Linked DNA regions of Mus musculus: all the other regions are linked to region 6. The links are chromatin loops, found by intact Hi-C in ENCODE. Cell type or tissue: heart. All regions are shown on one strand.

What was found. Hi-C counts contacts between places; a loop is a spot of excess contacts. Peaks named below come from ENCODE experiments on the same cell type or tissue, not always from the same donor. Only the 100,000 strongest peaks of a DNase experiment are listed, where the experiment ranks them.
Region 1: it touches region 6 in a loop (5-fold over the local background); 7 of 42 quality-filtered maps call a loop at or near these places.
Region 2: a loop joins it to region 6, with 2.2 times the contacts of the local background. A loop is called at or near these places in 6 of 42 quality-filtered maps.
Region 3: it touches region 6 in a loop (4-fold over the local background); 7 of 42 quality-filtered maps call a loop at or near these places.
Region 4: it touches region 6 in a loop (3-fold over the local background); 7 of 42 quality-filtered maps call a loop at or near these places.
Region 5: it touches region 6 in a loop (2.7-fold over the local background); 15 of 42 quality-filtered maps call a loop at or near these places.
Region 7: it touches region 6 in a loop (3.0-fold over the local background); 6 of 42 quality-filtered maps call a loop at or near these places.

The regions. Positions count from the first base shown.
Region 1 is chr8:109,563,687-109,567,686 of GRCm38, forward strand. Dhx38 (DEAH (Asp-Glu-Ala-His) box polypeptide 38) reads right to left here and starts at 2,175. Exons shown (of 27, transcript NM_178380.2): 1 at 1,805-2,175. Txnl4b (thioredoxin-like 4B) reads left to right here and starts at 2,206. Exons shown (of 4, transcript NM_175646.4): 1 at 2,206-2,377. In heart, no CTCF peak of the experiment used is centred here; a DNase peak (open chromatin) is centred at 2,095; H3K4me3 peaks cover 2,535 bases; H3K27ac peaks cover 1,795 bases.
Region 2 is chr8:109,851,325-109,855,324 of GRCm38, forward strand. It overlaps Ap1g1 (adaptor protein complex AP-1, gamma 1 subunit), which reads left to right. Exons shown (of 24, transcript NM_009677.6): 17 at 376-503; 18 at 2,218-2,322; 19 at 3,342-3,483; 20 at 3,659-3,785. It overlaps Gm17344 (a long non-coding RNA gene), which reads right to left. Exons shown (of 4, transcript XR_003947453.1): 3 at 2,349-2,466. Among named protein-coding and RNA genes, the nearest start is that of Gm25321, 13 kb to the left of the region's middle. In heart, a CTCF peak has its summit at 2,270 (motif pointing right); no DNase peak of the experiment used is centred here.
Region 3 is chr8:109,613,339-109,617,338 of GRCm38, forward strand. It overlaps Pkd1l3 (polycystic kidney disease 1 like 3), which reads left to right and starts at 896. Exons shown (of 33, transcript NM_001286454.2): 1 at 896-1,485; 2 at 3,001-3,123. The coding sequence starts at 1,179. In heart, a CTCF peak has its summit at 1,659 (motif pointing right); no DNase peak of the experiment used is centred here; H3K4me3 peaks cover 538 bases.
Region 4 is chr8:109,606,224-109,610,223 of GRCm38, forward strand. Dhodh (dihydroorotate dehydrogenase) reads right to left here and starts at 2,450. Exons shown (of 9, transcript NM_020046.3): 1 at 2,129-2,450; 2 at 1-197. The coding sequence starts at 2,149. In heart, a CTCF peak has its summit at 2,376; a DNase peak (open chromatin) is centred at 2,308; H3K4me3 peaks cover 2,290 bases; H3K27ac peaks cover 2,233 bases.
Region 5 is chr8:109,704,617-109,708,616 of GRCm38, forward strand. Zfp821 (zinc finger protein 821) reads left to right here and starts at 930. Exons shown (of 9, transcript NM_001167946.2): 1 at 930-1,247; 2 at 1,741-1,803; 3 at 3,413-3,528. In heart, a CTCF peak has its summit at 2,448; DNase peaks (open chromatin) are centred at 875 and 2,425; H3K4me3 peaks cover 2,725 bases; H3K27ac peaks cover 1,869 bases.
Region 6 is chr8:109,776,768-109,780,767 of GRCm38, forward strand. Ap1g1 (adaptor protein complex AP-1, gamma 1 subunit) reads left to right here and starts at 1,816. Exons shown (of 24, transcript NM_009677.6): 1 at 1,816-2,195. In heart, no CTCF peak of the experiment used is centred here; a DNase peak (open chromatin) is centred at 1,804; H3K4me3 peaks cover 2,816 bases; H3K27ac peaks cover 1,647 bases; H3K27me3 peaks cover 240 bases.
Region 7 is chr8:109,866,400-109,870,399 of GRCm38, forward strand. It overlaps Phlpp2 (PH domain and leucine rich repeat protein phosphatase 2), which reads left to right and starts at 2,204. Exons shown (of 19, transcript NM_001122594.2): 1 at 2,204-2,318. The coding sequence starts at 2,220. Gm17344 (a long non-coding RNA gene) reads right to left here and starts at 2,131. Exons shown (of 4, transcript XR_003947453.1): 1 at 1,897-2,131. In heart, a CTCF peak has its summit at 2,018; a DNase peak (open chromatin) is centred at 2,132; H3K4me3 peaks cover 2,057 bases; H3K27ac peaks cover 1,622 bases.

The DNA of each region.
Region 1 (4,000 bases), 210 kb before region 6:
ACACTTCCTCCCACTTATGGGCCAAAATAATCACCTCTAGGAGTCCCCATTAGCTCCCTGCCTCTGAACACAAGCCAGGCATGCTTGCCTTTTTCATATGAACTGTAGCAGCACATCCCACTTCTCTAGTGAGACAAGAAAGAAAGAAAGAAAGAAAGAAAGAAAGAAAGAAAGAAAGAGAGAGAGAGAGAGAGAGAGAGAGAGAGAGAGAGAGAGAAAGGAAGGAAGGAAGGAAGGAAGGAAGGAAGAAAGGAAGAAAGGAAGGAAGAAATAAACTAAGTAACTAACTCACTCCAGGCTCTTGGCATTTTCTGGTTTTTTTGGGACAGTAAGCAGTTGTCTTGGTTAGTCATTAGTTCTCTATGTGTGAAACCACAATCACTTCTGCTTTCCACAATCCACAGAACCACTGTGAGAATCAATTGTTGGTACACTGATGTGACGGTTGCATACTTGGTATTATGCTCCTGTACCCTGACTTCCCTTCCTGGTTTTTGATATGCATTCTCCCACCCACCCATCCCATTCCCTTTAAGTCACAAGTTCCACAGAGCAGAGAAGTTAGCTAGCACACGATTTCACCATCCATATTCTACACACTTGCTGACTTTTGTTGTGGATCAGTAGTGGTTTGTGGGAAAAGAGAAAAAAAGCATCCCATAGCAGGCAAAAAAAAAAAAAAAAAAAATCTCTTGAATAACAAACTGTGTTCGCCAAAATTACTTCCAAGAAATGTTAGGAAAGAGCATGTCTGGAACGTGTTTCAGAGACTGTAAGACCTCCCAGGTGTTTGGCTGATGTCAAATTCATCTTTATCTAACACCACCCGATTATAAGCTTGGACCTATGTTGGACATGTAGTTAATTATTCTCATTCCGATTAAGTTTATAAAGCATGAGAACTGTGACTTTTGAATCTAGACTTCTTTTGCTGTGTTCTAATTAACATGCACAGCTCTCCCAAGGGGCGCTGCAACACAATGTGGATGAAGAAGCAAAAGTTTCCCGAGGTAGAAGAGAGAAACAAAGTCGCATCTTATATGCATATTAAGAAATCTTGACAGGAAGGCTGAGATACAACGACTTACATCCTAAAGTGTCATTTGCATGCAAGCAGAGACTACTGTCTGTCTTGTTAACAAATGGCAAAGTAAAAACCTGATTAGATATCATTTATTGAAAGCGAACAGGAAGTCAGACATTTCTCTGGACAGGAAATTATTCACAACACAGGACAAGGAAGGACTTAATTAGCGGCTCAAAATAGCAAATAAAGCGGTCCACGGCCAGACTATGGAGAAACATCGGTGACAAAGAAGCCACAATGGACTTCTCAGGTTAGCAACTGCTTACTGCATGCGTCGTTAATCCACTTGCTATTCTCAACAATACCGATAAAGGAAAAACAAGAGCCCTTTCCTCTTAGGGTTAATACTCTACTTATAGATTATCCGCCAGATCTAGTGGAGACTCTTCAGTGAGACAGGAGGAAGGCACCAGAAGCCCTACCCAGGCTCTCCAACTATCGGGTACCAGGTTCGCGTACTGCCCTAAACGAGGGCACAGGGAGGACCCCTGAATCTCCGTGGGGCCGTTCCCAAACACCGGGATGAGACCAGAACATGGACAAAGTCCGGAGAAGGCTGAATGAACTTCTCCGCTCAAGCAAATAGAGAAACTTGGGTAACAAGGACTAGAGGAACTCTGAAATCAGGGCCCAAACAGAAGCCGCGAGCCGACACCGGCCGCCTGGAGCCGCCATGGCTGCCGAAGGACAGATCTGGAAAGAGAAAGAGACGCTCACCTCACCAAGCACGACTCTCGAGGCCTTCGGTTCCTGATCTGGAGACGCCAGCGCGGCCACCGCTCGATCCGAGGGTCTCAAAGAGGCAAATTCCGCTGTTTGAAAGCGGCCATCATCGTCCCATAATGCCCTGCGCGGAGCCTTCTATCCGTCCAAAAAGACCATCGAGAGCAGCCCACAAATCCAGGGTTCCGGGACGCCAGAGTGCAACCCCGCGAACAGGCCTTCCGAGCCTCAGTCTCTTCCTCTGGGTTCAGAGTCTCCTTGCGACCAATCGCGCTTGGCGTAAGAGTCAACACCCCGCCTCTGGCTCGGGGGTGTGCAAGGGAGGACAACACGAGACCGGCCATGTTTACTAAGGGCGGAAATGACGTCACTTCCTGTCGCTGGCGGCCAGTGCAAAGTGGAAAGGAACTAAAATAATCTTGTCGGATTACCGGACTATTGACTGGGGCGCGCGGTGGCACGTTCGTTTTCTGCGTCCGTGTTTCTCACTTCCGTTTGGGAGGATTTTTTTTTTTTTTTTTTTTTTTTTTTCCTGTCGGAGGAAGCGTTTCTAAGGATACAGCCCAGGTTAGTTGGGGTCTTTCCCAGGATGGCAGTGAGGAAAGAGGCAGTTGTGCCCTAGCTAACCGGTGGAGGAGCCCGGGTTGCTGACATGTAGACCGAAGTGTCCTCCATGGCACCTGTGAACCAGGGGGAACCCAACCACCAGGTTCTTATCAAAAACATGCGTTGGGTGTTTTGTAGACGTCAGCCCTGACGTAGATTAAAGTGACATACCGCTGTAATCCCAGCAGTTGTGAGGTTTAGGCATAAAGATTGCCACAAGTTTGAGGCCACTCTGGGGTACTAAGCGAGATCCTTGGAAAATAAGTTCATGTTCAGATATGTCCTTTGGTTATATCTTAGGATGCTTATTTCCATTATCCTATGAAAGCATTACACGTTAAGTTTCTACAAAAAAGAAGAATCAGACTTTACATACTGCTTCCGAATCTTTTCTTAGTAGCTGTATAAGATAGTTCGCAAGACTACTACTATCAGTGCCCTGTTGACAGACATGAACATAGGTCTTTGTGTCTATGTTCATATTCTCAAAAGTAGAGCTGTTGTGTAAAGAGGAGGCCAGTTTTCTTTCCAAAGAGCTTTTGCATCCAAATTCCAACGAAGTAGGCATGCCTCCGCTCTCTCTCCATTCTGAGTGTTACCGTCTCACTTGGTGTTTGTAGACTCAATGCATTTCTTAAATCTGCCTTTTAACTTGCTATCCTTTGTCTACGTGCAAAACTTGGCTTTCCAAATGTGTTTAGTGTTCATAATTTTTATGATTCTCCATTTGCATCCCTCATGCGAACACTGTCTTGGATGTGGTGTCGCTTTCCCCCTCCTTCCAACATCTGGCCTGTAGCACACCGACCCTCTCTGGTGACACGCCACACTCCCCCTTCCTCTTTTTATTACTAGTACGGGATTTGCTTACGTGAATTCTAACGGCGAGACGGGTCCAAATTCTCTTTGTGTTTCTCTTTCATCAGTAATTTGTTCTACACTCACAGTTGATGAAACCCCTCCTGGAAGTCAGCTTCCCTATTTAAAGGGTGACCTACAGGCTGGAGAGATGGCTCAGAGGTTGAGACCACTGACTGCTCTTCCACATGACCAGGGATTCAGCTCCCAGCACCCACGTGGCACCTCACATCTATCTTTAACTCCAGTCCCAGGGAATTTGACATATAGGCAGGAAGACATGCACATAAAACTATTAAAATAAACTGTGGCTTATAGGTGGAACAATTTCATTTCTTGTGTAAATTTTATTCATATCTTATGTGTGCATTGTTGTGTATGTGCATGAGTATATACTCATGTATATACACCTGTCAGTGCATGTTTGTACACCAAAGGCAACCTTAGGTGTTTGGGTTTGGGTTTGTTTTGTTTTGTATTGTTGACAACAAGGTCTCAGGCTGCCCTGCAACTTGGTGAACTGGCTAGGCTGACTGGCCACCAAATCCCAAGGATCTGGCTGAGTGCACTGAGTTCGTGAGCTACTCTCGCAGGCCAGGCTTCTTTTTAGATGGCTTCCGGGGATCGAACTGGGTCCTCACCCTTCCCAGGCAAGCACTTTACTAACTGAGCTATCCTCCCAGCCCTAATCCAGACCACGAAATATAATTTTTGATGAAGGGGAGA
Region 2 (4,000 bases), 75 kb after region 6:
GGAATATAGTAGGGTTATGGAGTTCTGGATTAGTGCTGGGTTCAGTCCCCACTATCCAACACAAAAACATGACCACTGATGTCTCTTCTCCATTGCAAATGTGGCTCTGGTTTCTCCCACTCTGGGCAGTTAAGGCAGCTGTGTTCATTTCCATTTGCTTATGGAAGAGTTGGCTTTTGAGAGGGTTTTGACAACAGCCTTGAACTCTTTGTGTTCTGTATGCCTCTTTCCTTCTGCCATAACCTGTTCTTAATTGACAATGGCTTTTTAAAAACCTGCTTTGACCAGTGGACTAATTTAGCATGGACTGCATGAGAGGCAGCACCTTGAGCTCACGGTTGTCACTGGCTACATGTTGCATCTTCTTCCTCTCAGGTGACAGAAGATGAAGTGCTGGATATTTTAGAAAGTGTCCTGATCTCTAATATGTCCACCTCTGTGACAAGAGGCTATGCTCTCACTGCCATTATGAAGCTGTCTACCCGATTCACCTGTACTGTAAAGTGAGTACTGAGGGAAGGAGAGTTGCAAGGTTGGTCTGTAACTCCCAAGGGTGATGGAGTGTCCTCAATATCACTCTCCACCTTAATTTTTGAGGTAGGGTTTCTTACTTAACTGGAAGCTCACTTATTTGACAAGTTGGCCACAAAGCATCAATAATCTATGTCTAAGGGATCACTTCTATAGCGCTAGGATTATATACTGTCACACTCAGTGCTTGCATGGGAATCGCTTTACCCACTGAGCCACCTCCCTAGCCTGTTCTGTAGCTCATTTGGTATTTTATTTGCCTAACACATACAAAGACCCGGGGCTGATCTTAAGCACTGCAAAAACCAGGGTCTAGATCAGGTGTCTATGATCATCCTTGACTTTATGACTAACTTCACGCTAAAGCTAGTTTATATGGGACTCCGTCTGAGAAGTTTAAAACCTTATCTTAGAAAATTTCAAGAATAGACAAAAATGGGGCTGGAGAGATGGCTCAGCAGTTAAGAGCACTTGCTACTCTTGAAGAAGACCCAAGTTAAATTCCCAGCATCCACATGGTGGTTAACAGCCATCTGTAACTCTAGTTCCAGTGATCCAATATTCTCTTCCAAATCTCTTCAGGCAGTGCACATACATGGTGAGCAGACATATTTTCAGACAAGGCACTCATACACATAAAATAAAAATCTTAGAAAAAAAGAAATGGAAAAAACTAGAGACAATAGTCAAATGAGTTTTAATTTACTTAGTACCACACACAGAATGATCAGTTCATTGCTCATCTTTCTTTTGTGTCAGTATTTTGTTTTGTCATTGTCTCTCCCTACTGTGCATTATTTTGCAGTATTTTTATAGTATAGTTTTATAGTATAGTTTCTAACATTTGTGGTTTATTGGGCTTTTTTTGTTTGTTTGTTTTTTGAGAAATGGTTTCTCCATGTAGCCCTGATAGTTCTAGAACTTTCTCTGTAGACTGGGCTGGCCTTAAACTCAGAGATCTGTCTGCTTTTGCCTCCCAGTGCTGGATTAAAGGCGTGCAGCACTATGCCTGCCTTGGTTTATTATATTCGAAGATGTTGGTGTAGGAATAAAATCCAGATTTGTGTGAGTGTCTTTGTGGGGGGTGTGTGTGTGTGTTTAAATCTTTTGAGTTTTAATTGGTGCTATTTTGAGCAAAAATTGATTTGAGTCAGTTTTCCTGGACTTTTCCGTTTCATTTTCAAAGTGGCCACAACCTATGAGCCAGATAGCTTTGTGAGAAGTGTAATTATTTAGTGTTTAGATTGCTACAAGGATTGTAGTGAGCACGCTAATGCTAAAACCTCATTTTCAAAGTTACTAAGAAAGAGAATTGGACAATATCCATTTCTTTGTGGCAAAGTGATGGGTGCTTTTGTTTGCAAGGGTCTCAATGAGGAGATTGGACGTCAGTCCTCACATGCTGGGCAAGCACTGCACCAGTAAGCTGTGTTCCCACACCTCCAGTAAGCTTGAGGATGGGGAATAAATACCTAGGTAGAAGTTTCTCATTACAATTACAATATTGATAAATGAGTGAATAGAGATAAGGGAATTATAGTTGTTCTTGAAACACAATTTGAATTAAGGAAACATAGAGAAATCAGAAATTTAACCAAGAAACTCTGTTTTGATCATCTTCACTGCTCCTTATAAATTTTGTGTTTTGAATGATTGATTTCATTTATCCTATTATCTGTCCCACAGCCGAATTAAGAAAGTGGTTTCCATCTATGGGAGCAGCATCGACGTAGAGCTCCAGCAGAGGGCAGTAGAGTACAACGCACTTTTTAAGAAGTATGACCACATGAGGTGAGCAAGAGCCTTGCTGTACCCACCTCTGGCACCTGAGTGACATGTCCTTTTTGTCCCTGAAGGACACTTGTTGCTTGTGCTGCATTTCCTTCCTTCTCACTGAGTGGCCGCTTTTCTCCATGTTTTCTTCTTTCTAACCTCCTAAGAAATAAACGTATTGAGTCAGATGGAGGCAGAGGCAGGTGGATCTGAGTTTAAGGCCAGCCTGGTGTACAGAGCGAGTTCCAGGCCAGCCAGAATTACATGGTGAGACCCTGCTTCAAAATAAATCATTAAAAAACAATGTGTTTTTTAGTCTACCTCCCTCCTCTACCTCTGTATGTAAAGTTTGCATCATTTTCCATTTTATTTGGCTAAAAGGCAGTTGGAGTTTTTTTCCAAAAGAATTTTTTTTCTTTATCTTTCTTGAGACATGGTTTCTTTGTATAACCCTGGTTGTCCTGGAACTTGCTCTATATACCAGCCTGGCCCCAAACTCAGATATCTGCCTGCCTCTGCCTCCCAGTGCTTGGACTCAAGGTGTGCACCACCACTGTCAGACCCAAGAGAAATAATTTTATTCAAATCCCATAAATCCCATTATTTGTAACATTTTGGTGCCTTGCTTTTTTTCTTCTTTCTGTTCTATAATACCTAAGTCCTGATTGAAGTCTGCTAATACCTGCTGGGTTACCTTTCGTTTGTCTTAGTTGTGTTTGGGGATTTAGATGTACATTTTATTTATTCAGAGACTCTTGACTGTTTCTAATCCAATTGAGAATGTAGGTCATGTATGTATTCTTGTAATACACCTTCTGTTCCAGTTTACGTGAGTGTATGTGAGTGCGTGTATGTGAGTGCGTGTATGTGAGTGCGTGCGTGTGTGTGTGTGTGTGTGTGTGTGTGTGTGTGTGTGTGTGTTGGGTGGGGAGGGAAGGGGAGATGCTTCCTCACAGTAACTGATAATAGTGGTTGTTTTGTGTAGGGTATGGAGGCTAACTGCCTAGAATGTAATTGACCACTGCAAATTCTTCTAGGTCTGCCCTACTTGAAAGAATGCCTGTCATGGAAAAAGTGACCACAAATGGCCCTTCGGAGATCGTGCAGACAAATGGAGAGACAGAACCAGCGCCCCTAGAGACTAAACCACCACCCTCAGGGCCACAACCCACAAGCCAGGTCCTTGTCTGGGGCTACTGGTGATATTATAGTTCTGTAGCTTATTTCTTAGCTGTTGTCCTTTAGTATTTTTTGATTGCTTGATAATTGCCGTCCTTGATGTTAAGTATTGAGGAGAAAAACTGTTAAATACACTTTAGACAAATAACTCGTGAATAATTATTTCCTTATTTAGGCCAATGATCTATTGGATTTGTTGGGAGGAAATGACATAACACCTGTTATCCCAACTGCACCTACAAGCAAACCAGCATCAGCTGGTGGAGAACTTCTCGACTTGCTAGGAGACATCACCCTGACAGGTGAGCCAGTCTGGGGTTATTTACTTTTTGGGTAGATAGACATCTTGGGGTAAAAGATACTGAAGGCATTTTTTTTTCTTAATGGTTATTTCTAGGGAACAGAAGTTAAAACATCTGAACTTTTTGTTCTGGTTTGGTCTGTGCTTTTGTATATTGTTGGGGCTCTTTCTTTGACCTGTGTTTGAAGTAACTGCAGGGCTTCCCTGAAATTGACT
Region 3 (4,000 bases), 160 kb before region 6:
CTCTCAGCCCAGCTGCTGCTTAGACACCATTAACCCTTCATCCTCAGCCATCAGGAAAATACAACCCGAAGCTATGCTGGGAATCCATTTCACGTCACTCAGAATGGCCCTCATCAAAATCGGGGAAAGTTACCTTTATACACTGTTGGTGGGAGTGTAACCACGTGTAACCTGTAGCAAACAATAGGGAGGTTCCTAAAAAAACAAACTACAAGGATGCTATATGACTCTGCTATATGAAGACTAGGTGTATACCCACAGGGAATGAAGTCAGCACTCAGAAGAGAGCCTGTGTGTCCATATTAATACTCAGTACTGTTAACCATAGCCAAGCTACAGCAGTGGCTCAGGTGCCTGTAAACAGATGACAGATGAATAGATAAAAAAGAGGATATATATATATATATATATATATATATATATATATATGTGTGTGTGTGTGTGTGTGTGTGTGTGTGTGTGTGTATGTATATATGTGTGTGTGTATAGATAGATAGATAGATAGATAGATAGATAGACTTTTAATACCAACACTCAAGAGGCTGAGGCAAGTGGATCTCTCTGAGTTCAAGTCCAGCCTGGTCTACATAGTGAGTTCCAGGACAGCTAGGGATACATAGTGAGACCCTGTCTTGAAAATAACAACAACAAAAGAAAGTTTTCCTTTTCATAAAAAAGTATCCATTTTTCTGGACACATACCTCATTGCTAGGGTGCTTGTATAGAGTGCATAAGGTTCTGTGTTAGAGCCCATGCTTTAAGAACTAAGCTCGCCAAGTCTAGTAACACTGGTTTCGATATCCACCAACCTCTCCCTGCTTGCAGGTAGCTTTGGCGTCATAATGGGTCTTTATTTGCTAAAGATACATCTGGGCGTGTAGACACAGATGGAGACATTGGTGCCCCCGACTGTAAAGCCCCGTTTGCTATTCATTTGCAGCCGGTGAGAAATAGCTTCCCTAAACAAAACAAAACCTTTATCTCCTTGGCAGGTTGTTCCCAACCCACAAAAGAACAATACGGACGATTCTGACAAACTCACTGAGTCCTATTTAAAAGCCCAGGCAGCTGCCAAGCCTCCGTACATCTTCTCTCTTCTCACTCGAGCCTCCGTACATCTCTCTTCTCACTCGAGCCTCCGTACATCTTCTCTCTTCTCACTCGGCACAGAGAGAAAAATGCTCTTGCAGAGGCGGTCCTGGCTCTGGCTGTACATTAGAATCGGTGTCATTCTGGGTGATATTTTGGGACGTAAACCAAGCATCCGGGAGCAACATGGGGGAAACAGCTGCTATCAGCTTAACAGACTTTTCTGTGACTTCCAGGAAGCAGATAACTACTGCCACGCCCAGAGAGGACGCCTAGCCCACACGTGGAACCCCAAGCTTCGGGGTTTCCTAAAAAGCTTCCTGAATGAAGAAACAGTGTGGTGGGTCAGGGGAAACCTGACGCTGCCCGGATCGCATCCAGGGATAAATCAGACAGGTAGGGCTCTCGTGTTGAATGTTGAGGGGAAAAGCTTTCTTGGGCTGTGTTCTAGGGTGGAAGAAAGTCATCTTTGGCCTTTCCACTTTTTTTTTTTTTTTTTCAGATTACATTTTAAGGTATTGTTTTTTCCCTTTTTGAGATTTATTTATTTTACGTATGAGTGCTTTATCTGCACATCTACCTGCTTGCCAGAAGAGGGCATCAGATCGATTACAGATGGTTGTGAGTGTCCATGTGGTTGCTGAGAATTGAACTCGGGACCTCTGAAAGAGCAGCCAGTGCTTTTAACTTCTGAGCCATCTCTCCAGCCCCCTTTCAGCTTTTATAATCAGAAAAAGGGTTAGTTTGACCATCAATCTCTCTCCATACGCTTTCCACTTTTGTGTCTCGGCCAACATTTGTCTCCATAGCAATGGCAATGTACTTTTTCCCCCCCTGAGACAGGGTCTGTCTGTGTAGCCTTGGCTGTCCTGGAATGTGCTCTGTAGATCACGTTCCAGGCCTTGAACTCACAGAGATCCTCCTGCCTGTGCCTCCTGAGTGCTGGGATTAAAGGTGTGCACCATCATTGACCGGTGGCAATGAGCTTTTTGTCAGAGCCTGTCTAAAACTTAATTCCTGAGTCTTCATGTATGGTGTTATTTTGCTTTATTTGATTTGGGGTATCTGGAATTTTTGTTGTTTTGTTTTATATTGTGACAGTTTTGCTTTATAGTGCAAGATGTCCTGAAACTTGGTATTCAGCACAAACTGGTCTCAAACTCTCAATCCCCCCACCACGCACCCCCCCCTTAAGTGTTGAATGTTGAATGAAGAGGAAAGCCTTTTGAATGTTGGCTTTCCAGGTATACAAATAGTTGCTATTATACAAGATTCTAAAGAGAAAAAAACTCTTACAGTGACTTTCTTTGTTATCTTTGCCTCCAGATTTCCTAAAACAGAAGCTAGGAGAGAAATTACCTCTTTATTGTTTTTTTTACAAAATCGAGTACCATAATCTTGCAATTTTAGCAAAAAGAAAAAAAAACAAGAAATTATTATATCATCATGTCTCCCTAATGTCTAGGTAATTAATTCTAAGATCTATGATTAAAATATCTAAATATTGAAGAGTAATCTATAATACTCAGGGAGAAGTCGTAACTTTTCATTTGCTGGAAGCCAGACAAGTTGGGCATATATGTGCTTTAGTGCCACCGTGTGTGGAGGCCGAGTATCAAACTCCGATGTTTCTCCTCACCTTCCACCTTGTTTGGGGCAAGGTCTCTTTTGTTGTCCGCCACAGTGTACCCCAGGTCCCACAGGTCTCTGGGATCCTCCTTCCTTCACCTCCCATCTCACCTAAGAGCACTGGGATTACAGATATGGGAGGCTACCATGCCTGGCCATACATGGGCTCCAGGGATTCGAACTTGGGTCCTCACATCTGCCCAGCAAGTGTTTTGCTCACTGAGCCACCTCCCCTGTCTAACTCTGAAGAGTGGGACTTAACTGAGTCTGGTGCCCCTCCAGGAGGTGATGACGTCTTAAGGAACCAAAAGCCTGGCGAGTGCCCTTCCGTGGTCACACACTCTAATGCTGTCTTCTCAAGATGGAACCTGTGCATAGAGAAGCATCATTTCATTTGCCAGGCTGGTGAGTCACCAAACTACATCAATTTTAGTTTCGAAACTGGTATTACATAAGGTATGCACATGAGAGGATAAATTTTAAATAGTCTGGAATTGACCATTGGACAGATATAAGAATTTCTATCTTTTTAAAAAGATTTATTTATTTTATATATGTGAGTACACTGTAGCTATCTTCAGACACAGCAGCAGAGGGCGTCAGATCTCATTACAGATGGTTGTGAGCCACCATGTGGTTGCTGGGAATTGAACTCAGGACCTCTAGGAGAGCAGACGGTGCTCTTAACCACTCACTGAGCCTGCTTTCCAACCCAAGAATTTCTATTTTTAGTTTTTTTTTTTTTAACTTGTCCTGTTTGCCTGTGGAGATGGGAGTTGGGGGTTGGCACAGGTGCCGCAGGACACATATGGAGGTCAGAGGTCAACTTGTGGGGGTCAGTTCTCTCCTACCAGGTGGATTCTGGGGTTTAAACTCAGGTCATCAGGCTTACTGGCAGGTGCCTTTTGCCTCCGAGTCATCCCTCCAGCCTGCAGTTTCTAGTTTCATAACACTGGCTATCCCAAGAAACTGCCCCTTGGAGTGAGTGATGTCTTCACCCCTCCATGCTAGCTGCTAGATGAACTCTCACGGTCGACCTGGGTGAAGTGCAGGAGAGACTGAGCTGGTAGCTTTCCCTCCCCGAATGCTCACCCCCAGTCTGATCAGCACTGGGCTGTTAGAGACAGAATGAGAAGGAAATGATAATGTGGCGTAGGAAAACGAGAAGACCAGAGGCCATGAGCTCTAAGAAGTGTGCTTCCCTGCATCTGGAAGATTGGAATGGTCAGTGTATGTGTGTGTGTGTGTGTGTGTATGCACGCATGTGTGTTGGCATGACTGT
Region 4 (4,000 bases), 170 kb before region 6:
TGAAACGTAGCTCGAGGAAGGAGCCCCAGGGAGATGACTCGAACAGCTAGCCGGTGCGCCGACTCTGGATCAAGCAGTCTCTGCAGAGCCGGCATCAGGTACTCGGCGTAGAAATGGTCGTCCCCCGTGGCTGTCAGGTAAGAGGTGAAGAGAAGTCCTCCACCCCCAAGGATGATGGCTGCATCCAGGGCCCGCTTCTAGTGGGGGAAAAGAAAGGACCCATGGGAGCCCCCATCAGGATGGAACGCAGCACCCTTCCTGGCCCTTCACACCTACGAAGAGGACATAACATCTACACGAAGTGAAAGCCCTTCTCTGCTTACACTGACCCCTTCATTTCCTGCCCACACACACACCAGTCTTTGTAGAGGCTGTATCTATTTATTCAAGGGATCTGCCAGGGGATTTTCAAGGCAGGCAGTACTGCTCCCTAGAGGCCGTATGAGAAAAATTTAGTTAATGAAGGAAAAATACTAATAGACTAGGTGTAGAAAAATCAGCCCTGTCAGTATTCTTCCTTGCTTAAAACCAACACACTAATTTCCCTGTATACTGTATGATGTTTAAACTTTGCTACTGATATTTATGTAGGTTTTAACAAAAGCTTCCTATCTGAGCCAAGGGACAAGCTATATATAGTTCATCTCAAACACCAACTACCTCCCACAGGATTTTACATATACATGAATACTTTCCAGGAACACTGGCACCTTGTAATTGAGGAACACAGCTTACACAACAGTACCAAGAATAAGTCGTCATCCCTACAGCCTCACCAGAGAGTATGATGCTCTGCTTGTAAACCAGGGCACACCTGTGGCAATCATTTCTAAGGAGAGGCTTAAACATTTGACCATCTATAGGGGTGAGTGGTGCTCTGACTTCTACATACTAAAACGCATGTTTTCATTTCTCCTTCATACTGTGGTAAGAACATGGTGTTTGTTTACACTTTAAAATTATACCTAGAAAGGTTACCAGCATAAAATGTCATATGAGTATAATATAAAAGTGGTTACAATATAAACATAGCTTAAGTCTTGTTGGGCAGAGAACCACAACCCAGTCAAAAGTGCTTCCCTATGCTTTTCGATAACTATCACTGCCAGATGCTATGTGGCTAATGCACTCATTCGATCCTTCACCAAAGGCAAGCAAACCTGTTCTTCAGGAGAGTGTAACCCAAGAGACAAACTAATGGCCACATAAACATAGAGCCATGACAAGTGACATGAAGGGATAAATCATGGAAGGATCTTGAGGAAGCGAGTAAAAGCTGACTTTCAAAGGTTAGACACAAGCTAAAGAGGAGATAGCAGCTGGAGAAGAGATCTCTAGGTGGATGAGGCCAATGAGAGGGGCCAAGGCATGGGGGAGGGATAGACGGCTGCTTGGAACTAAAAGGAAAACACTGCTTTAAATGAAACAGGAGAAAAGAAGAGAGGCGTCAGCCAACATTTGGCTAACAGATTTGGTTTAAGTGCACGTGCTGCTCTGCCAGAGGAACTGAGTTCGGTTCCAGCTCCCATGTCAGGCGGCTCACAACTGGAGCTCTAGAGGATCCAAAACCCTCTGGTCTCAGAGGGTATCTGCACTCACGTGTGCACACACGCACGTGCGCGCGCGCCTACACTTTTTTTTTTTTTTTTAATGGGATTTGTCCACTAAACAAGGAAGTAGCAGATATGATCAGATTTGCCTGCAACACAAACCAAGTATTCATTCTCCCTCCTCGGGGAGTTTGCAGAAATTCCTCAAGTCAAGCACCAGTATCTGTGCCCTTTTTCCAGACCAGGGTCACAACTAAGAACTCTTCACATGGAACTTCCATTCTGACCACACTTGATCCAAAAGGGTGGCCTTATGTCTTATTTCATCCCTCCTTGGAGCGTAGGCGATCGTGTCCTCACAAAGGCCCGATACTTGGATCAATTTAAAAAAAAAAAAAATGCCCGCGTATCTCTCAGGTTCAGCCTAGCCTCTGCCCACATACGCTTGCTTTTTGCATGCCCTTAGCTGTGCACGTGCAGGTCACACTTCAAGGGTCCCAGCCTTTCAGTTTCCCAGCCTCATCCCCCTCCCTGCCGGTTATCCACACCACGAATGAGCTTCCCCGCGCAGGACTCACTCTCAGCTGTCTCCACGCCATGCTCCTTCTGCCATTAAGCCCGCCTCTGCCTGCATCCCATTGGAGAATGTGGGCTCGGCTCCACCTATCTCCCAAGCCCCACCAGCCGGCCCGCCCCTAGACGTTGATTGGACAGCCGAACGCGTGCGCTCTGCCCGGAGTCAGGCTCCGTGGCGGGACGTGCCTACTTTCTGTCTTGTCGCTGTCGCGCCTCCTAAGGGACGCTGCTCTGAAGTCGCGCACCCTTCCTTCGGTGCAACCGTGAGGAGGAGGCTTCCGGAAGTCTCGAGTGGGGAGCAGACGCTTCCGAAATCTGCAGACCAACCCCAGCGCCCGGTAGTGCGCACTACCCTAATGCTTCCCTGTCCCTGGGAAGGAAACAAAGGGCGATGCAGCCCGAAGGTTCCGCACGGTTGTCTTTATGCCGGTGCTGCGGTATGGCTTTCATAGCCCCCTTTCTGAAACAGAAATCCTAAGAATTCTGTTTTATCAGGGCAGTGGTGGCGCCGGCCTTTAATCCCAGCGCTTGGCAGGCAAAGGCAAGCATATCTCTGTGAGTTTGAGGCCAGCCTGGTCTACAGAATGAGTTCCAGGAGAGCCTAGGCTACAACATGGAGAAACCCTGTCTCTACAGGGAGAAGGAAAAAAAAAGTACACTCATGCAAACACACAAAAATTTACCCACTGGTTTTAAAAGTAAACTCTGAGGTGTTGATAAGTAAATATGGTTTTATTTTTAAGATAATCTTATGGTGTAGGCCAGGTTTTTCTAAAAACCAATCCTGCCTCAGCACTCAAGTGCCTCTGTGCCAAGCGTTTACAGAGGCCAGAGGAGGGCATTGAATCCTCTGGAACGGTAGTTACAGATGATTGGACCCACGTACTCTGGCCCTTAACCTTATGTTTGTATCCTATTGTCCCCCTTCCCACTGGTCCCCTTCCTTTTCTGGAATAATACTTCCCCACTTTAGGTCATAATTTGGGTCAGGTTACAGGAGGCTGGAGAGATAGCTCAGCTGTTAGCACTTGATGTTCTTGGCGAGGACCCAAGTTCCGTTTCCAGCACCCACATCAGGTAGCTCACAACTGCCTGTAACTCCAGGACCACATTTCTTCTGGGGCACTGTACTGGTTTTCCCATACCAACAGGTAGATGTGTGTGTGTGTACACATAAATTCTAAAAATAAGTCCTTTTAAGGTCTGTATCCTGCATACAAGAAAAAAAGCATATTTAGCAGTCTGAGATTGGCTTGCTTCATGTAACATGATCTCCAGTCCCATACATTTTCCTGTAAATTACCTCATTTTATTCTTTCTAATGGTTGAATGTTGTTCCATACCATATATGTATCATATATATCATTATCTTGATCTGTTTGTCTGTTACTGCTTCCATAAACTGGCTGTTGTGAATATTGCTCCAAAAAACATAGATATACAGGTACCTCGGTCATATGCCAGCTTGGATTATTTAGGGACTATACCTAGAAGTGACGTATCTAGGAGTTTGGGTTAGTGATTGAATGTTTGTTTGTTTGTTTTAAATTTGTTGTTCTGTGTGTGAGAGAGTTCAGACAGCAGCCTGCTATGGCAGACATGTGTAGGCCAGTAAATAACTCTGGGGGGGGGTGGGGGCGGGGGCATGGTACATGTATAAAGATCAGGGTACAACTCGCAGGAATCAGTCCTGTCTTTGCATCATGTGCTTTCTGGGGACAGAACTCAGGCTGTCAGGTGTGGCAGCAAGCACCTTTGACCACTGAGCTGTCTCACTGCTTGAGGATGGGTTTGTTATATTGATTTTGAGTTTTGGTTTTGATTTGGGGTTTATCTGTGGCCTGGAACTCAGAAGTCTGCCTGCCTTTGGTTCC
Region 5 (4,000 bases), 72 kb before region 6:
TTCAGGAAGGAAGAATTTGTAAGAATGCTTTATGCAAACACTTCGACTAGTCATTTTATCAGCAAGAGTCAGCACTCTTGTTTGTTCTGCCTCGTGAAGCCGCAAATCATAAGAGAACTTGCACAGGGCTTTCAGAGATTGTTTTACATGACTAGCACAACTCTTGAGAGAAGAGGGCCAGAACAGGGAAGTGACTTGCCCAAAAGCGAACAGACTGGTCGGTGGCAAAGCTGGGGCTGAAAGTTGGGCCTTCTAAAACAGGGCTCCTCTTTTTACTTCTCTACGGAGAGACTTCAGGGGTAGGTATGGGTTTTCCGCCCAAATAAGGGGAAAGAAGGGAGAGCAACGGAGAAATAATGACGCGGACAGTAACAGGAGTCGCGTTAGAACGGAGTTGAACCACGTTCAGCCTTTCCAAACACCCTTAGATAGCAACAAGGACCACAAGCTACCTAGGTCCTGTGTCTGTGACCACCTGATAGCTTAGTCCCTCCCACAGAAGCTGTGGGCCCTCTTTCTTTACTTTAAATGCCTCGAGAGTTGAAGAAGCCTTGGGACAAGTGGGAGTGAAGAGGGTTTGTGACTACGGGATGGTTGGCCCAGGTTCGGCTACGGAGGGGGAAGCCTGCGGCGGAGCTGTGGTTGGGGGATGTGGGTTCTGTGGCTGAACTCGACTTTGGGAGAGGAAACCAGCCGGGGAGATGACAGCTGAGTGGAGTTCACCCGCTCTAAAGGTGCGCGGAAACGTCAGGACACCTCCGAAAGCTCTTTAGATGCTCAGCTCCGCGTCGCCAGGACCAGATCGCGGGCGGGGCCCCTCTGGAACGCCCGCGATTGGATGCTCCCTAAGCCCCGCCTTCCCGGACCCTTTTCCCCCGAGGCCCCGCCCACAGCGCCAGGCGCGCGCCTCGGGAGCCGGGAGGGGTCGGGGCGGCGGCGGGAGGAGAGGTGAGGCTCCGGCACGCGCCCCACTCGCTGCGAGAGCGCGAACCGCGCGCTCCCGTCGTCCGCGTCGCCATCTTTTTTTTTTCCCCCCTCCGTCCGTCTGTCTGCCGTTGGCTTTGTCTGTCCGCCGCGCCGCCCCTCGCCTCCCCGCCGCCAGCCCGGCCCGCAGCCACCCTCTGCCCACCGGGGCCGGGTCCCAGAGAGCCCGGGCCCGGCCGGCTGGAGCTGCGGCCGGGGCCCATTGTCCCGCGGTCTGTCCGTCCGGAGGCGGAGCCCAGGGACGCGGAGCGCCGAGGCTGCGGGTAAAGCGCCCCCGCGCCGGGAGTCGGCAACCCGCGTAGCTCCCGACTGCCCGCGCCGCCGCCCGCCTTTTGTTTGCTCGCTCCTGGGGAGGGGCGGGCTGGGTGCTGCGGCGGCGGCCGGGTGCGGGCCTCGCGGGCCGGCGTCTGACAGGCTGGGGTGGAGCTGGGGGAGGGGAGGATGGGCGTGGGAGAGCGGACGGGGCGGGGGGCCCCTGCCGTCCTGGAGCGGGCGGGCGGGCGGGCGGGCTGGCCCAGGAGCTACTAAATTTAGATTTCGGAGGAGGCTAAGTGGTCGTCTGTGGGTTGGTCAGAAACGCGTAGGGAGACCTCTGGCTCCAGTCTAATTACCTGGGATTTACCTCTGCCCCTGTTGGGAAAAGCCAGAGAGACACCCTCTCAACTGATGGCACACCCCAGCTCCAGCGCCGACCCGAGAGGACCCGGGCACAGTGAAATGGCTGTATGATTGTCTTTCTCTTCTCCCTTTTGGCAGCTTCACATCACTCGGATTCGGGCGACTTTACTTTGCTTCGTGGGAACCTCATCAGAGCTGGAGGTGGGAGTGCACCCTCTTTTCTTTAAGGCTGGAAAAGGGCGCGCGCACACACACACGCACATCTGTAGTGTGTGTGCCCTGGAAGCTGCATCCTAACACCTGTGAGAGCAGAGGCAGGATGAGGGGGTGGGGGCCAGTGCATCCTTCCCAAGGACTCTTGACTGTGGCTCTATAGATGACAAAAACAAAAACCCCTACTCCCTTTAAAAGTCGCATCCCTTGTAGGTCGATCCTCAGTTTCCCGTTCTTCCCAGGTTCCTCCCTGAGCAGAAGATACTCAGGCGGCTCGCTATCCAATTACATTCCGAGCTTAAGTTTCACAATTGGGCAGCGCTGAAAGCAAAAGGGACCAAGTGACCTTTTGTACTTATGGGGTCTTGTTTTAAGAGGGTTACAACCTATAAAACTAACCTCAGATATTGTGCAGTTTGGGTCAGGAGTGGCCTCCCCGTGCCATTTGTCTGTCTCCTTACTTATTTTCCATGGTTTCCCCCCCTCCTCTGGACTTTTTCTTTCTAGTGGGTTTTTGAATTCTTGTGCTTTGGCTTTGTTTTGTGCTAAGGGAGGGTGTGTGTTTATTTTGCCTGGATCCCTCAGGTGTGAAGTCCCAGGAGGGACCATCTGGTCAGTTCCCCACTGGGCCACTAGGAGGCTGATGAGAGGCAGTGGTTCAGCTGTGGCTGCAGGTTTCCTCTCTGTGCCTTGTAGCTTTCTTACTGAACCAGTGTCTTGCCAGGATGATCTAAATAGAGCCTGGCACTCCTTCAAACAGACTTTATTACCTCAGTCGCAGAGCTTCGGTTCCTGGTCCTTATGGGGGTAAATGGAGATGAGATATCATTTGTTTTCTGTTACATGGTAGAGAAGTATAGAAAGATTGGCAGTCTGCATCTCATTCAGCTTTCAACTTTGGGAGTCCCCAGACACAGAGAAAGACCTAACGTGTGATATTCAGTCAGAGCCTATATTAAAATGGGTAGGGAGGGCTGGGTGTGGTGGCTCACGCCTTTAATCCCAGCACTTTGGGAGGCAGAGGCAGGCGAATTTCTGAGTTCCAGGACAGCCAGGGCTATACAGAGAAACTCTATCTCGAAAAATTAAAAAAAAAAAAAAAGTAGGGAGAATAAACCAGGCGTAGTAATACCTCTGATCCCATTGGTCAGAAGGCTGAGGCTGGGGAGTCATTGAATCAAGGGGTTTGAATTCTTGTACCTTAAGACTCAATCTCCAAAAAAGAGTAGAGGCAGGGGAAAGGAGTGACTACCCCCTACAACTGGGGGTGTAGCTTAGTCAGTAGTGTGCTTGCCCACTATGCACAAAGACCTACCTAGCGTACACAGAATTTTAGATTCAGTCCCCAGCACCATGGAAGGCTGGGTATGGAGGCAGGTACTGCACCTGCCTGTACTGTGTTGAGACAGGAATATCAGAAGCTCAAGATCACTGTTGGCTCTATATCCCGTTCAAGATGAGTTAGGATGCATGAGACTCTCCAAGAAAAAGAGAACCAGAGAATACATCCCCTTTTATTAGATGTCAGGACGCTGCTCTCTAAAATTGTTCTTTCTGTTGTACATATTAGGAGTTATTTTCCTTTTTTTAATTGAAGGTCTGAAAAGAACTGTGTTTGGTATGCAGCTATGATAGAAGACTGCCTGAAAGCTGCTTCCTTGCCACTTCCTGTGGAGGCCTGTCTTTGCCATTTGCGGTTTCTTTCTTCTTTTGGTAAGGGGAGGCAGGATCTGATTACAGGTCTGAGGGCCTTCTAGCTACATAGAGGAGTAGGTTGGCATTATCAGGTGAGCTTCCTTAACTGGAGTGCACAGTACATCTAGCAGTTTGTTTTAAAGCGGTGAACTATATATTTCTATATGTGAGCCCAGTTTAAGACAGCGAGAACTAAAAAGAACCAGGGAGTGACTAAACCCACATCCCTAACTTAGGTAGAAAACAGAATTTCACCTTTTCCATTTACATTGTTCACTCTGCTGTGTTTGTTTTGTGGTGTTGGGAATCGAACCCAGGGTCTGATGCATGCTAGGCAGGCACTCTGCCAATATATCTCATCCCTAGTCCTCACTCTGTCTTGTAGAGAAAAGGCCACAGCTTCTGCAACTAACCCACTTCAGAGTCTCTTACATTGCTTATGGCTGAGAACCAGTGTTGTGGTTAACAAGGAACCTCCAGGTTTGAGAAT
Region 6 (4,000 bases):
ATCGCTGTGAATTTGAGGCCAATCTGGGCTACAGAATTCCTGGACCTCTAGGGAAAGACTGAGAAACCCTGTCTCAAAAAGAAGAAGGAGGAGGAGAAGAAGAAAAGAGGAGGAGAGAAAGGACAAAGAAGAAGAAGAAGAAGAAGAAGAAGAAGAAGAAGAAGGAGGAGGAGGAGGAGGAGGAGGAGGAGGAGGAGGAGGAGGAGGAGGAGGAGGAGGAGGAGGAGGAGAAAAGAGGAGGAGAGAAAGGATGAAGAAGAAGAAGAAGAAGAAGAAGGAGGAGGAGGAGGAGGAGGAGGAGGAGGAGGAGGAGGAGGAGGAGGAGAAGGAGGAGAAGGAGAAGGAGGAGAAGGAGAAGAAAAGAGAAAAATAAAACTTTTGTTGTTTGCTATGGTAAACACTTAATTTTGGCCCATAAAAACTATTTTAATCTTCCATGTGGAAAACTTGGCTACCTTTGCCTTGCATCTCTGCTTGAAGATTTCCTTTACGGAAATTTCACAGTGAATTTGGCATGTTTCATGCATAGGCCTGGCTCAAAGTAATCTGCACTGTGCTAGCATTATGATGTTCTTCTAGTCTTAGGGTGTACCTAGGGCTGCCCTGTACAGATGCCCCGAAGAAAGGTAGGAGGATTTGAATTCCGTAAGCATTCTGCTCTATAAACCGGTAGGTATGGGTTGGAATATGTATATGGGGTGTGGTGAATTTTCTGTGTAAGATGACATCTTAAGGCAGACTCCATTGTGAGAGACAGTTGTAGTTTTTCTCAAGTCTTAAATCTCATTATTTGTAAACTTTGGTTACTTACTTTGACTCACGAGATTGCTTAGCGGGCTAGGTTGTACATACGATGGTACCTTATGATCAATATGACACCAATATTTAATAAATTTGATCGTGCCCTTGGTATCCTTTCTTTCCAGCCACTTGGCATGCTCCAGAAATTCAAGGTCAAAATTGTATGGCTAGACTTACTCAGCTCAACGTCTGTATTTTGAAATCCTTGCATGAAAAACGAATGTCTAAAAGATGCAACTTCCTGTTTATGACACTCAAATTTGAAACTCAGGATTTTTGCTTAGTTCCTGGTCTTTGGTATTCAGTGTAGTCTTGTGTTTTATTCACATCTGGGATACCTTTGTTGTCAATCTATCGGAAAGATTTTATTCTAGGTAGGTCACCTTTCCTTTAAATGGGCCAAGATATCAAGGATCTCTAGGTTCACATGGAAAAGACTTGGGTCACAAGTTAGTAATTATTTATCACGCCAGGAACTGTCTAGTTAGACTTTCTTTGCTTCAGGTCATTAGTTCATTCAATCATAGATGGAAAAGCTATTCTGGAAGAGTTTTAGCTGACATTTGTCCAGATTCTTTTTTCCCCTCACAGGAGGGGACTGGATCGTAGGTGAGATTGCCGCACAAGGCGGTGGTGCTGTGCTTGGAATCCATTCTTAGGTTTCATCTTTTTACCTGTTTTCGCAAAAAAAAAAAAAAAAAAAAAAAAAAAAAATTGAAGATACCATAAAACCCTAGAATCCAAAGCCACTTGGAGCATGTTTCTAATGTTGACCAGAAACCTCTGGCCAACGAGGACCACTTAGGAATCCTTTCGGACAAAACTGGTCACACCATGTCTATGCGCTTTCCCCTGCATCTCCTCTCCGCCTTCCCCAGCTCCCTCGCTGAGCTCCGCCCACCTCAGGTGACCCCCACCGTTTCCTGGCTGCACAGTTTTCCCCTCCCCCCAGAACGGAACCAAAGTGCGACGGCTCCAGGGCCGGGCCGGAGCGTGCTAGCTCAGACTCCTCGCAGCGGTGACTCGGCAGCGGCGTCGAGCGTCATCAGTGACAGCCCCGACCCTTGCTACGCTTTGAGTCGCTCTGCCCGGCGCAGTCGCCTCCTCCTCGGCAAATAGTCCTCGGCGGGGGCCGAGTCCTCGGGTCATCCGGGGTGGGAGACGGCACGGGCTGCAGTCGGAGGGACGCGGGGCGGCCGGCGAGAGGGAGCCGGGGAGCGGCGTCTCCCGGGGAAGCGCGAGGCGTGAGGTAGAGGCGCCCTCCTCGCCCGGGATCCCTCCGCCTGCAGTCGCGGTGCTGAGGCCGAGGGAGCCGCCATTTTGGATGTTCGGTTCCTGCTGCCACTGCCGCCGCCGCCCCCGAAGCTGCTGGTTTCCTTCGAGGTTTCGGGCCGGTGAGTGTCACTCGCGGCACCGAGGGCGGGTCGGCTCTTGGGCTCTGCCGCAGCCGCGAGCGTCTGGCCGGAAACCTCCTGTCAGTCCCAGGGGTCCGGGCTCAGCCTGTGGGGGGTGGGGGGTGAGGAGGACCCAGGTTTGGGTCAGGAGGGACCCGGGAGCCCCGGGCTTGCTTGGACTTCCTGAGGGCCGACCTCGGGAGCTTCAGAGCCGGAGCTGTCGTGCGCGGTCGCTTTCCTCTTCCCTTGGCGTGGTCTGGCCGCCGCAGGCCTCCTTGAACCCATTGACTTTCTCAGGCTGCGAGGCTCCTTTGAAAGCTCGCTCCGTTCGGGGAGCTTAGGATTTAGCGGGGCCGGGCCCCACCCCCGCGTGTCCTCTCGGAGCCACGTATCAGCGTTCTTGTGTTGGGGACTCGGGTCAGATCTGAGAACTCTGAGCATTTCCCACGCAGGGGCAATTCTGCCTGGTCCCTGCAGTGCCGTCCACTGAAAGCCGGACATCGGCCTCGCCTCCCTCTAACCTTCCAACTAACTTCTGGTCCAAACACTTTCGCTTTTTTTTTTTTCTTCTTCCTTCTTCTTCTTTCTCTTTTTCTTTTAAAGAACTCACCTGAGACCGCACTATTCACTCTCCTCTCCAACTCTCGGTTCTGCGGACGTCGGTTTCTAGTAATTCTCAGGCTCTTCCTCATTGCCTGGAACTGTCGGTTCTGCTTCCCAGTTAGGGCTTGGTGTCGGAGAGCCGTCGAACCACCCTAGGGTGTATTTCCGCAGCAAATGGGTTTAAAGCAGGCCAAGTGGCTTTGGGTGCGAAGGAGCTGTGAAAATAACTTTCTGCATTTCTTTCTGTTCTGAAAGCTGAGCTTTGGGGCACTTACTGATACTTTTTATTTATTTTTTTCTTTTAGCGTTATATTTGCTTGAGCATGGAAAGCTGCCCTTGGAGAATAATAATCTGACGTAGGTAGAAAGGAAGATAACTTTTTTGGTTCCTATAGGGATTAGTTAACAGAAGAGCGAGCTGAATGGTCTCTTAGTGACCGCACCCCTCAGGTGTTTGTATAGTAATGAACGCTGCTGACTTCTTATGTTGACTTTTCTCAGACTAGTTAGATTTTAAGCATCCATTTCCACCGTTGCCTGGAGTATTTGCCAGACGTTTGATTTGAAACCTGTGGATCTTCAAAGTAATGATAGCTTCATTAATTCTGTTCTTAAAGTATTCCTGCAGTCCAGTATGCGTGAATAAAAAACATTTCACAATAATTCACTGGTTATTTCCTACATTTCAAGTTAGGTGAGTGTGGTTGAATCACACCCCCCCAGCCCGTTTTATCTCAGCCTAGGTTTTTGCATCTGCAAAAGAGAATAACTTCTTTGAGATCACAGGTGACTCGAAACCTAAGTTTATAACTTGAAGCAAGTCAAGTCTCTCAATAGTTGTAAACTTTATATTGATGCTCTATTTAACATTTTTGAAGATTTATTTATATTTTTATCTGAATGTCTTGCCGGTATTTATATGTGTATCATGTGCACACTCAGTTCCAGTGGAAGTCACAAGAGGGTTTTTGGATCCTCTGGAAATGGAATTCTAGGCAGGTGTGAGCTGCCGTGTGGGTTCTGGGAACTGAATCCATGTCTTGTATAAGAGCAGTCAGTGCTTTTAACTGTTGAGCTGTCTCTCCAGCCCTGTGACGCTGCTTTATTCTTATCAAGCTTTTGAACTGTGAGAACAGGTCAATTCTTACAGGTCATACAGTGTCACGGAGGACAGTGTTTTCATGCAGATAGTCTGTGCTCTT
Region 7 (4,000 bases), 90 kb after region 6:
TAGAAATCCAACTAAATCAGGTAGGTATCTGAAATAATTTCAAAGTAGAAAGAAAACCCTGGGATGTAGCTTTTCTTTCACCTTTTATTAAACTTCACAGAGAGAAACCATGCTTACTGTAGTAAAAGAAAACAAAGAAAGGAAGATTGGGACTGTGGTAGAGGAAGGCAAAAAAAACGCCTTTTATAGAAGAAATGATTTGTATGAGGCAGAATCTTTGAAGCAAAGTTTTATCTTTCTTTTTCTTTTTTTAGATTTATATATTGATATATGTCAGTACACTGTAGTTGACTTCAGACACACCAGAAAAGGATGTCAGATCTCATTATGGGTGGTTGTGAGCCACCATGTGGTTGCTGGGATTTGAACTCAGGATCTTCGGAAGAGCAGTCAGTGCTCTTAACTGCTGAGCCATCTAGCCAGCCCGCAAAGTTTTATCTTGACATGTCAATTAGCTCCAAATTGAACAAAACATCTTAAGACAGGGCGGGCCAGGTCTATCTCGAATGCTGTTGCTTTTAAGCCTACAGTTAAAATACTCCAGACAAGTAGTTGCACAGGCCAAACTGAAGCAATGGGTAATAAGTGACCCTTTGCCCGGTTATCTTAGAAGTTGTTTTGCTTTTTAATCCCTTACAAGTTGGCTGAATATTCAACACATACATAAGAGAGGAAGCCCTAAAAATGAAGAGATCTAGAAGGCTTCTTACAAAATGTAGGAGCAGTTTAATGCTAATCACCTTTTGGGAAACCTAGAATTTCAGAATTACAGTGGCTACTATGAATCTTTAATATGAGTTAGGCTCTTTGTTCTGTCCAATCCACCTTGATAATGGCCAGGCAGATGTTAATCTAGTTCATTCACTCCTTAAGAACCAACGCAAGGGTCTAGAGAGATGGCTTAGTGGTTCAGAGCACTGGCTGCTCTTCCAGAGAACCCAGGGTCAACTCCCAGAGTTCACCTGTCAATTTACAACCATCTATAACTCCAGGTCCAGAGGATCCGACACTGTCTTCTGGCCTCTATCATCAGTCATACACGTGTTGTGTTGCATAGACTTAATACCCATAACAACACGGAAGACCCACCTGAAGCTGGGCATAGTGGTGCACATCTGCACTGGGGAGGTGGAGACAGGAGACTCTAAAAGTTCAGGGCCAGCTTTGGCTATATAGTGAGTTCGGGTCTGCCTGGGCTATGTGTAATTTTCTGTCTCAAAAAAAAAAAAAATCCGAAAGAATTAGATCAAGTAATTTGTACATGTATAGAATGTATAGATCTAATAATGAGTATAATTAACGGGGTGTGGTGACCCACGCCTTTAATCCCAGCACTTGGGAGGCAGAGGCAGGCGGATTTCTGAATTCGAGGCCAGCCTGGTCTACAAAGTGAGTTCCCGGACAGCCAAGGCTACATAGAGAAACCCTGTCTCGAAAAACCAAAAGAAAAAAAAAAAAAAAAGAGTACAATTGAGATTTGGAATTGGAATTAGGCAGACTTATAATTTGGCCCACTAACCACAAAACTATCTTTCACTCCAGGAACAAAAAGAGTCAGCTTTTAAAATAGGTGAATTAAGACTTGCAAAATAGAAAGCGGGCTTACACACCATGTTACTGGTTGAGTGGTTGAGGACGAGAAAGGAAATCTGATACTTTGATTACAGGAAAAGGACACTGAACTGTGCCTGGAAAGCTTAGTGTACTTGAGGTGGTTTGATGAAGAAGGTCGCCAGCTATCCCTAAGAGGTGAGTATAAGCAACAGTTCTTTCACCCCCAGTGGGTGCCAGGGGACAAGACACATTTGGGAGCAGGAAGCGTCTTGGATGGAGAATTCCAGCGCCGCCCATGGTGGAGGGTTGTATCTTGTCTATTTTAACAGGTGCAGGCCTTACCTGTCACTTCCTCTGGCCGCTTCTTGGAGGATCCAGAAAGTACCAAATTGCTCTCCCTGCGCCCTGGTCCTAGGAGCTCAGGGTGGAGCGCAGCAGAGGCTTACTCCGCCTGCAGTGGCGCCAGCCTCCCACAATTCTACTCCGGCCTCGCCAGGCTGACGACTACGCAGGTCCAGCGGGTCGGGGAGGGACCGAAGGGGGCGGAGCGTCTTGGTTAGGGGCGGGGTCTAGGCGGAGGGGCGAGGCCTCCCGCTGCTCGCGCGCGCCTCCGAGGCTCGCGCTGTCGCGCCGGGCCGGGCGTCTCTGTAAATCCTTGGCCGCCAATGGGGGAGGTGGAGCCCGTGCCCGCGGGCCCGCTGGAGCCCCCGGAGCCACCTGAAGCGGCGGCGCCTCGCCGGCCCGGAGGGATTCGGGTCCTAAAGGTGAGACGGCAGGGAGAGGGAGGAAGCAAGAGGGCTGTGGCCGCCTTCGCTAAGCTGCCCGAGGCGGCGGGCGCCCCCCGCCCTGCGTCCCTGGGCCGCTTGCACTTGGCCGGGCCGCCGCGGGCCTGCTGTGGGGCCTCCGGGCCGCGCCCCCGCCCTGGCCTCCGCCGCCCTGGTCCCCGGCGCTGTCCATCCCTGACCGCCGCCCGGCAGGCCCACGCCTTCGGGCAGCCGCTGCCCCCACCTTCCTTCCTCCCCGCATCCCCGGGACCTCAGTCTCCTCGCTGGGCCTAGCCCGGGGCCCCGGGACGGATTCCGGGGGGCTCCGAGGGCCGGCCGCGCCTGGCGGGAGTCAGGCGGCGAGTACGCAGGACTCGGCGGACACCTGAAGACATCACCCCAGCTGGAGGATGGCGGCGGCGATTGGCCAGGCGCCGCGGTGTGCGCGGGCTGCGCCGGCGGGAGCGGCCACGCTGCCCTCGGGACTGGCTGCGGGAGTTCCGAACCGGCTCTCGGCTCCAAGACGCAACACCCCGCGCTTCCCGCTCGGGGGACAGTCCCGGAGGATCTGCTGCCTGTGGACCTGCTGGGCGTGTTGCAGGGTTTGGGGGGCGGGGGTGGGAGAGCAGAGCCCGAAGGGGCACTCCTGCTTGGCTGACAATCCGGGGAGAAGGCAGTGGGGGAGCCGTTATGCAACAGGCAGCTAAGCGGGGCTTTTTGGTAGAATCAGGGGAGTAGGAGGATAGGAAAACAGATGCAGGGGAAAGGGGAGTGGAGCCTTGAAGGTGAGTGATGACAAGAAGTTTCTATGCAGGAAGAATGCAGAAGGTGAGCTGAGGTGAGGTCAGCAGAGATGGCTAAAAGGTGGCTAACTGGGTGGAGTTCTCTACTAACCTCTGAAATAGTGCAGAGACATTTTTTTCTGTAGGTTCAGTATATAAACGAACTGGAATAGTGGAATGGAATTCCTCTAGAGTTCTAGAAGAGCAATTGGCAGGATTTAAAACTTGCCAAAGAAGGGGAAGAAAATTAAGATTTAATGTGTTTCGAAACCAGTCTGCCAAACATCGAAGATACTTAATGTTAAAAGCAAACCTTAAGTAATTAAATGAGATTGTTGTTGAGTAATATTTCCTTTTATTAAGATTATTAGTAAAGTAGCACAAAGATGGAAGCAGCAGAAAAATTTATTTGTTGTACTTAGTGAATTCATAAAACCAATACTCAGTAGACTGAAATTTTATTTTCTGGCACCTCCCAGTGTTAATGCATAGTTTACTTTAGACTAACTTCATAACTGTTACCTACACTGTTACCTACACTGGAATTTACTCAAGCATAAATCGAAGTGTAATTACTCAAAGTCTTCCAGATATTTAAAATGATAGCAAATAACGAACTGTAAATTGTGAGTGGATTCAGTACAGGCAAGAGATCTGCAGGACTAACTTATGAGGAAATAGTTTTGAGAGATATCAAATGGCTTTTGGTATGCAGAGGATGGTCAATTTAAAAAAAAAAAAACTTTTCTTGTAACCTTTTTGGGTCATGTTGAAATGGCCAATTGCATGAATGGAGGGTTCCTGAAGCTCTCATTTTGGGATCATTAGAAAGATTCCAGTGATGGGTCGGTCAGTCTTGATTCTTGGTCAGAATTGAGCTCTTGCCATGAAAGTCTTTCT